2 separate regions of the Homo sapiens genome follow, and region 1 is linked to region 2. A link is a contact called in ENCODE Hi-C or POLR2A ChIA-PET data. All regions are on one chromosome and are shown on one strand. The core of a region is the stretch at or near the end of the contact, and the rest is flanking DNA. Distances in the headings are between cores, read along the strand shown. Region 1 holds the start of LOC145845 (a long non-coding RNA gene). Region 2 holds the start of CDIN1 (CDAN1 interacting nuclease 1).

Region 1 (4,315 bases), core at 1,703-4,202, 300 kb before region 2:
ATCTTTTGTCTTTATCACTTCATAAAGTAGAGCAATTAAAGATGTGATGTTGCATGGGCGGAAAGGGTGGATCCATTATACGGCGACATAATACGCTATATTCTCGCCTGAAAGTTTGAAGCTAAATTACGATTTCGCTTTTTCTAGACTTAAAAATCAATATTTTCTCAATTAAAGCGAATTTTAATGCTTTACTTGCGAGTTGTTAAAGGCGCTGTAAATTGTATTGTAATGCTCTTGACTTCGGAGTAGATGCAGGAGACGGGTTGATTCTCGTGGTCTTTTTCCTCTCGAGGAACCTAGCCCAGGAACATCCCATGGTTTCATATCAAATTGAAGCAACAAAGGTAAGAAGGGTTGTAAGAGGGACGGGGCAAAAGGTGGGGAGCCCGCCAAGGAAGCCCACCAGCGCCAGAGGCCATTGTCTTGTATATTTTCACCTCCCTGTGTCCTGCCTCCTGAAAGTGACGGAGGGGTCCATTTTACTCTAATCTTTCTCAAAGGGGAGCACGTTCGACTCACATCTGCTCTTTAATGGTCAGAAAAGGAGCTGCATTTGGGGAGCATTCTAAACTCTTCCCAGGGTCCCCCTGTTCTCTTCCCTCTCCTTATTTAACCAAATGCTAACTCGGAACTGGCTCTTTCACCAATATGGCCATATTTTATGTGTTCTGGCTTCTATATCAGAAATCATTCCCCACCCTCAGGAGCATGCACTGTTTACAGACGTTTTCTCCTTCCACAAGTCCCACCTAGTAAAAGTTCCCGCAGAGAATTAACTGTGGTGTGTTAATAGCCCAGGTCTGCTACTGCTCTCTCCTGCAAAGTTGAAATCTGGTAACCAGGAATATGGCATTGAATTAATGCTGGGAGCTGTTCAAGGTCAGCAGAAGCCCAAAGACTTGAGAATTCTAAGGCCCAGAGACTTGATGGGAAGCAAGGTAGTGAAACTTTAAGAAAGTAAGGCAGAGAGGAGGAGAAGAAAATGAGGCCAGGAGGGAACATAATTAGAGAAGAATAGGACAAGGCAGAAAAATGAGCCTTTGGGACCTCTTTATAATTTAAGAAGAAATAATAATGAAGGGAAATTGAATATCTAAGGCTTGCTATTACATTTTTTGAGGCCAATATCCGTTTAAGAACAAATCCTCAGAGATGCCAGGAAGGGCCTGGGTTTCCAAATGGAACTACTCACAAAGTTCCTTTTGCAGTTCCTTCTTCTGTTAATTTGCTGGGAATGAGAAGACTAGGGAAAAGGCGATGTGTGTGGTGTACCAAGGGCTTAAGTAAGAGTATGATGGGAAGGGGCACCTAGATATAATGAGGCTGCTGTTTTAAGCTGAATAGAAAAGAGGAGAAGAAAGAAAAAGCCACACAACACCACAATACACTTTAAAATAATTCTCACCCACCTGCCTTCCTTTTTCTCTAACCACACACTATATTGAATAGTACACATAGGTGGGGGAAATTTCTAGTTCATCACCTTCTGTCTGTAGACCCACCAACGGAGCCCCCTTCCCTTAGATTCCTGACATGTAAGCCTAGACCATGGCCTTTTTATCAAGTGAGTGGGGCTTTGTTAATGTATTTGTACTTTTCTGCTTTCAGTCTAAGTTTCTCGCTTTGGAGGAGGGAGGAGATGCAAGAAAGGAGGGGGAGGGGGGCAGAACACAAAGACTTTATCTAGTTCTCACCAAGCAGGTTTCAAAATAGGAACTTAATGGGAAGAAAGACGAAAGAATTAAAAAAAATAAGAGGGGCGTGAGAATTGTTTATTACAAGTTTACTTGTCTGGAAGAGAGGTGATTCTGTGGATATTTTTCGCTTTGAGGATTCTGTTTGCCTCTTATTGAAACATTTTCAAATTTTAATCCTTTAGCAGACAAAACCTCAATATAAATATGACATGGGCCACTGACAAAAAAACGAACTTAAACTCAGTGCTTAGAAGGGAGGAGGTGTGGGGAGGAGAGAGCCCTTTCTGATTAATAACTAGCAGGGTAATGTTGAGGGCTTTTTCTGCCCGATTGCCTTTTTGAATTAGAGCCGATTTCTTCACACTTCAATAGTGCCTGTCTCCTTTAAAATGACTGGCAGATTTGTTTCTCTTTTTTTTTCTCTCCCTGAGACTTAATGATGTAAATTTTCTAATTAGTTAAATCATATTGCTTAAAGGCCTAATATTTACCATGTAAGAAATGATCATCCAGATTTGGACCACTTGAAATATTCTGAGAAATAACACTTGGCTTTTAGGTTGAGGGATGAAGAGGAGAAAGCTGTATTACGGGAAGCTGTTTAGAGAAGAGAAGGCATAAACCCGGTAACATGTTAAATTAATAGATGAAGTTGAGCTGGGCTCACACCCCAAGTCCGCTTTTATTTTTCAATCAGCGAAGATTTAATTGGCAGCCCTCAGGCTGGGCGATCTGATATTTTCTCATTAGTTTCCCATCACTAATCTTGAGTGTTAGATTGGCTCAAAGGTTGTCAACATTTGACCAATTTTATTTAAGGAAAAAAAAAAATCATGCATTATGGCTCCTGGACGTGAGATCTGCAAATAAATCCTGCTTGGATCAGCGGAACCAACAGGCGAAAAAAATGTTGACTATTCATCGTCGCATTTAATAAGTTGCATTAATGTATATTTCAAGGCGAGAGAGAGAGAGATTATACATGTGGTGCGTAGATGCCGATGAAAAGAAAGAGGTGGATGGGGAACGGGATGCACTATAAGCGGGATGGGTAGGTAAAGTGAGACGTAGAAGCATTTCGAACCGAGGGTAAATAACCCAAGTGGAATAGCTGTTGAGGATTTAGGAACTACAATCCCCCCTCCCTTTCCTTTTGCAGCTGCGTGAAACTGCCAAGCCTGTCTTGCAAGCACAGAGTGGCTCTGCTGTCTAGTCCAGAGCTAACATCAGAGCGCCCCCTGCTGGCAATTAGAGCAGAACGCTGCGGGTCAGCCCCCTGCGAAGCGAATCTTGTTTTTCTGCGCACCCCACCTTTCACTGACTCCTTCCACCGCCCCCACGTCCATTCTCCAGCAAAACCCCGCGGCAGGGGAATACCTTGTCAAGGACTGAACATTTAAATGAATAAATGATAATAATAATAATAATAAAATGCGAAGGAACCCCCCCACCTTCGCTTGGCCTCTGGGGAATAAACTATCAAAAGCCTTGGCAGAGGACACCTTTCCTTTTTCTACATCTCTGTATTCTCTGCGTTTTCGCTACAGTTTGTTTTTCCTGCAGAACTGCAGATTCCGAGTCCAAGGAAATGTTTTTAATAGATGCTGTAGACGTTTTAAAAATGGATATCTGATGGGGAAAGAGGCCAATACAAAGCAATATTTTGCATCCTCACAAAATTAAACTCCCAGGAAACTCGCACTGTTTAGAAAAGTCTTGAGGGATAGCTTTCGGAATTCAGACGGTTCCTTGTCCAGAATGACCCTTTCCTGCAACGCAAAGCAATACCAGACCCTGTCCGAATCTTTTTTTTTAAGCAGAAAAAGTGTTTAAAAGTTGTCACCATAGCTACACACACACACACACACACACACACACACACACACACACACACGTCTTTTCCATGGGTGTGTCTATTCTTTTTGGGGTCGTACTTCTCAATTTTGCTGGAAACGGAAAAGGTAGCTGAAGTGCACCAAAATAACCGATGTCTTTGACATTTGATCTTACTATAGTGTTTCACGTCCAATGCAAGGTGTGAGACTGCTACTATTTGAGAGAATTTTGGTTCTTTTTCAACGGTTCGGTGCATAGAGGCATTTTCTTGGTTTCCCAGTTAATCTGCCGCGGGATTTATGAGCACCATGTAACGCGAGGGCGCACAGGTAACGAGAGCCGGAACAATCTCAGGCTGGCAGCCGCACCGCCTGCACCGCCAACCTCCACTCTTGGGAAAGGCGCTGGCAATGCAGCCCTGACTCGGATAAGTCTTCCAACCGCAACCAGACCCCCACATAACGAGTGTCAATCTACACCGCGGAACGACTTTTGTTTCTGAGGGAGTTTTTGGTTTTGCTTTCCAAAGTACCGGATTTTGGGATTTTGTTAAAACAGTGCTCAGAAATGAGGCGCGGGGGAAGGAACACGGGCAGGGAGGACAGCAAGGGAAAGGTGTGTCTCTGGACTTTAATTTCTTGCCAGAGTAGCAGGACTTTCTGGTTTAAAAATCCATTCTCCTCTTTCGCTTCTTCCCAGAAGCCCTGTGTCACCCCTTCTCCAACCCCCATTCCCATCTTTGGAGACACTCAGGGAGGGGACAGGGACCCCGGTGACTC
Region 2 (4,567 bases), core at 1,741-4,240:
TATAAAAATAGCAAGATAGTATTTTCCTTTTGCGCTGTATTCACATTTGGACTTATGGTACAAAAACAATGGTGAGTAAAACTGCCAGCTCCTGAGCATAAAACAAGGCACAAATCATAGGCATCATAACTGTACTAGTAGTCACTGTATTCACTGCCACACACGTGCAGGAAAAACAAAACAAAACAAGACTTTCACTAAAGAATATTCTCTTATTAATTGCATTAAATCTCAACCCTTGAATACACAACCTTTTAACATTCTGTATGACTAGAGTAAATACAAAGCACATATACTTCATATCAAAGTATGATGGTTGCCTCCCAGGAAAGCACTTGTATGACTGTTTGAGAGCTGAACTAGCTACTTTTTCTAGGGAACACCATTTTTACTTGAATTAATGATAACAAAGTATATTATTCAGATTTAAGTATCTGGCAGACACTTTCTCAAAAATAAACAATGTGAGCCTGTCATTTCAAGGAAAACAACTAATAGCATTTGTTGCCAATGATAAAATTTGAGCTTTCAAGGGAAAATTCAAATACTGGAATGCTCATATCCATCACCACAAGCTTGACAGCTTCAAATCTTACAGACTTCTGATGAGATTAGAGATGATATTAACAAATGTAATTTTTTGATATTGTATAATGAAAGGTGACATTTGTAAGATCTGCACAACTCACAAGCAACATTTTACAAAGGAATAATGCACGATGATAACAAATCAGGCATGGGTAAAAGATCCATTCAAGTTCAAAATAGGCCAATGGATTGTAATGCAACAAGGTAACAATCACCTTGATGTGGTGATTCACCCACCTCAGCCTCAGGAGTAGCTGAGTAGCTGGGTCTAAAGGCACATGCCACCACACCCAGCTAATTTTTTGGATTTTTATTAGAGACGGGGTTTTGCTACGTTGCCCAGTCTGATCTGGAACTCCTGGCCTCAAGTGATCCTCCCATCTCGGCCTCCCAAAGCGCTGGGATTACAGGCGTGAGCCACCACACCCAGCCCTAAATAGCTCTTTAATCCCTTCTTTTGCGGATTAGTAGTTCAGCTCTCTCTAAATAAAGTTTCCTGTGGAAGGAGAGTTGTTATTTATTCCCTGTATGGCATTTGGGAGAAGTGAAAAAGATTTGAGTATATCATGAATAAGAAAGAAAAGAGCATAAGAGAATACACCAGACAGAAGGGAGGCTTTTGTAAGTGTTGATTAAAGTAACAGACACTTACTTATTATAGAGAAGACAAGGTATTTGCTAGAGAAAAGAACGAAAAAGAGAAAAAGAGGGAGAGGAAGAGAAAAAAAAGCAAAATTACAAGTGATTGCATACATAGTGAGAGGAGAATATCAAAATGTATGCTCTTTCTTAAAACTGCCCAGAAAAATCTACCTATTCCCTTGGCTGACCAGTCTTCACCCATTTCACTGTTCATGTGCAGAACTGGCAAGAGTTAATGACAGAAAATTAAATTATGTGTCAATTTTGTTCCTTCTTAGCAAGTCTGATAAAATACTAAAGGCTATAAAGGGATAAATATTGCCCTAAATCAAATCTGGATAATATTGAAAAGAGACTCCTTCATTTTACAGACTAGGAAAACCAAGTCCTTCAAAAAGCAAAGTCATAACAGAACTTAAACTTATGCTTCAATTTGTACTTTGATACCTATTATCCAATTACCTTTCTTTTCTCAAGAAATTACTTCTGTCGTGTTTGTTCAGGGACTGAATACGTCAAGGATGGGGAAGCTCTCCATTAGGAATAACCATGCTCAGTGCCACAAAACAAAATGGTACAGGTTTGGATTTGGTTTTTCATTAGGAAAAAAGTAAACAAACATTCTCTGCTTTTAACACAACATAAATACAGTGACCTGGTTGTCCTCAACTGGTTCCTCATGTAATGTTGGGGTCTCAGTTTCCACTTCATTAAAATGAGAAATCTACATAATTCCCAAAGTCCTTTCTTAGAAAGTTGGATAATTCTAAAATCGCTGAAAAAAGAAGTGTTTGGGGGAGGAAGTATGAAATACACCCGGAATGTGTGTATGCATAACATATATGGAGAAACTTTAGATCTGGTTGTTCAAATGGCCAATGACCCAAGAGTGGAATCCCTGGGTACCCTGCTCTCTGATTGGATTGAGAACCCTTGAGGTCACTTAATTCCACAGTTAACAGTACAAGCCACAGTCAAACAGTATGAAGCCGCTTTACCTCTATGCTCCCTTGTTTGTTTCCAACGGCCAATTGAAAAGGGTCCTCCATTTGCTCCTTTCGAATCTACAATTCATATTCCCACCCATCATTCATTCCTACTATCTGTCAATTAACCTCTGGTCATTTATGAAGCACCTACTATGTTCACCCATCACCTAGCACGTACCACGTTTTCCATAAATATCTGTTGACTTGAATTTAATTGCAAGGCCTTGGAAGGCTGCCATGAACTCACCGTTAAGAGTTTTGTGTGGAAGGCGAGTGAAAGAATAAACCTTTTTTCGCCAACCTCGACCTCCTAACGCCTGACACTGGTGTTCCTCCCCACTCATGTGTGACACGTGGTTCCTAAGCGCTGCCTGGGCGGCCCAGGCACTGCTGCTGCAGGCAAAGGGCTGTGAGAGGGGAGAGATGGACACTTACCTGGGAAACCTCTGCTTCAGCTTCCTCAGGCTCTGCCTGGTAGGCGGCACAGACACTAGGCACTGGGCTATCTCGTCGTACTGAGCTTTGGTCAGTATCATGTTGGGCCAGGGACCAGGAGGTGGCGGGAACAAGGAAAAAACACCCTGGGGCTCAAGTAGCCTTGGTGCCGAGGGATGAGGGGTAGGCAAAGCGGCACAGGCCCGGGTCCTCGCCTGCTTGGCTTGCCCCAATCCCCCCTGAAACACACCCCTAGCTGCAAAAGCGGGGCGGAGACTCGCCCGGTCCCAGGCTCCACCGGCACCTCCGCGGCGGGGACTGGCTGTACACCAGAGTGCCCTAGCTTGGCTTACTGAGCAGCCGCAGTGGTGCGCCGAAGGCAACTAGCCGCCATGTCAGTTAAGGGCAAACCAACCAGGAAGTAGCGGCCGCCCTTGGAAAGGCGCCGCGCCAGAGTTTCAGTAGGCAGGTAGGAATCCAGGGCATCGCCCACCTAGGATCAAAGGGTCAACAAGGGATGCTTTGTACTCTCCCAATTACTAGAAGCCAGGGCGGCCTGACGCACAGACCAGGCGGCAGGTCTCACGAGTGCCCCGCGATCCTTCAGCGTGAGCCCCCGAAAGCCCCTGCCAGAGCGCGCGATTTGAATACACTTCCTAACGCGCCAGTTTGAGCGCTCCTCGGAGCGTGGACTGGCCTGCCGAGAAACCATGTCTTCACTCTACCAAGTCTGTCATGGTCCGAGCAGGAAAACTCACTAGGGTCGCTGTAAACATAATTTGGCTTGTGTTGAGGAAGCCCTACAACTTCTGTACATCGCGTGGAAGGCAGTTTTGTCCTTGTTGAGAAACAGACTTGAAACAAATCCGACGTCATCAAACAGCCGGCAGTAAAGAATGTCACTTTTGGCCGGGCGCGGTGGCTGACGCCTGTAATCCCAGCACTTTCGGAGGCCGAGGCGGGCGGATCACGAGGTCAGGAGATCGAGACCATCCTGGCTAACACGGTGAAACCCCGTCTCTACTAAAAATACAAAAAATTAGCCGGGCGTGGTGGCGGGCGCCTGTAGTCCCAGCTACTCAGGAGGCTGAGGCAGGAGAATGGCGTGAACCCGAGAGGCAGAGCTTGCAGTGAGCCAAGATCGCGCCACTGCACTCCAGCCTGGGCGACAGCGAGACTCCGTCTCAAAAAAAAAAAAAAAAGTCACTTTCACTCCTTGCAGTTAGCTGCTCAAGGTCTAAAATCGCATCTTATTGTAACCCCAGTTCTCAGAAAATAGTAGGCGCTCAATAAATGTTTGGAGTAATGAGCCAATCTTTTTTTATTTTCTATATGTATTGTGAATGGATCTCAGTTCTCCTAAAGCAATTTGTTGGGATATCAGTCCCTCATTTAATCTCTTTTCTAAAATCTGTTTGGTTCTTAGAAGGTCATGTGTTGTGTTTCTCTTCTGATTTCAACAATTTAAGCAAACTAAAGCAAAGGTGCTTAGACTTTAGAGAACCTGTAAGTGGTTTAAAATTTTTCATCTGGAATAATGCCTGGGTTGGAAGTTTTAGATATACCTCCTTGAATAAATTCCTTAATCCATCGAAGCCTCATTTCTTTTGTCTGTAAAACTGATTTAATTCATGGAGGTGTTTTATTTGTGTATGTTTGATGTAGAGATGGAGTCTTACTCTGTCGCCCAGGCTGGAGTGCAGTGGCTCCATCGTGGCTCACTGCACCCTCGAACTCCTGGGCTCCAGCGATCTTCCCACCTCAGCCTCCCGAGTAGTTGGGACTACAGGCACATGCCACTACACCTGGCTAATTTTAAAATTTTTCTCTAGAGATGAAGTCTCGCTTTATTGACCAGGCTAGTCTCAAACTCCTGACCGGAAGTGATGCTCCAGCCTCTACCTCCCAAAGTA

The links. Hi-C counts contacts between places; a loop is a spot of excess contacts on that map. ChIA-PET counts read pairs that join two places held with the same protein, here RNA polymerase II (POLR2A). Pooled maps may share reads with other maps.
Region 1: a map of endothelial cell of umbilical vein shows a loop between it and region 2 (2.7-fold over the local background). The contact joins the enhancer-like site here to the promoter of CDIN1 in region 2. A Hi-C loop is called at or near these places in 1 of 168 maps with a recorded cell type or tissue (endothelial cell of umbilical vein), 4 of 37 single-sample maps with no recorded cell type and 8 of 50 pooled maps. POLR2A ChIA-PET finds 5 or more read pairs at or near these places in 1 of 52 experiments (WTC11).

The regions. Positions count from the first base shown.
Region 1 is chr15:36,882,453-36,886,767 of GRCh38, reverse strand. LOC145845 (a long non-coding RNA gene) reads left to right here and starts at 235. Exons shown (of 7, transcript NR_024264.1): 1 at 235-347; 2 at 4,236-4,315. Within about 2 kb of position 2,952, at least 3 of the 41 ENCODE cell types and tissues checked have a DNase peak (open chromatin) inside an H3K27ac peak, as active enhancers do.
Region 2 is chr15:36,578,049-36,582,615 of GRCh38, reverse strand. CDIN1 (CDAN1 interacting nuclease 1) reads right to left here and starts at 2,990. Exons shown (of 11, transcript NM_001321759.2): 1 at 2,655-2,990. The coding sequence starts at 2,755. RefSeq lists an enhancer at 2,752-2,871.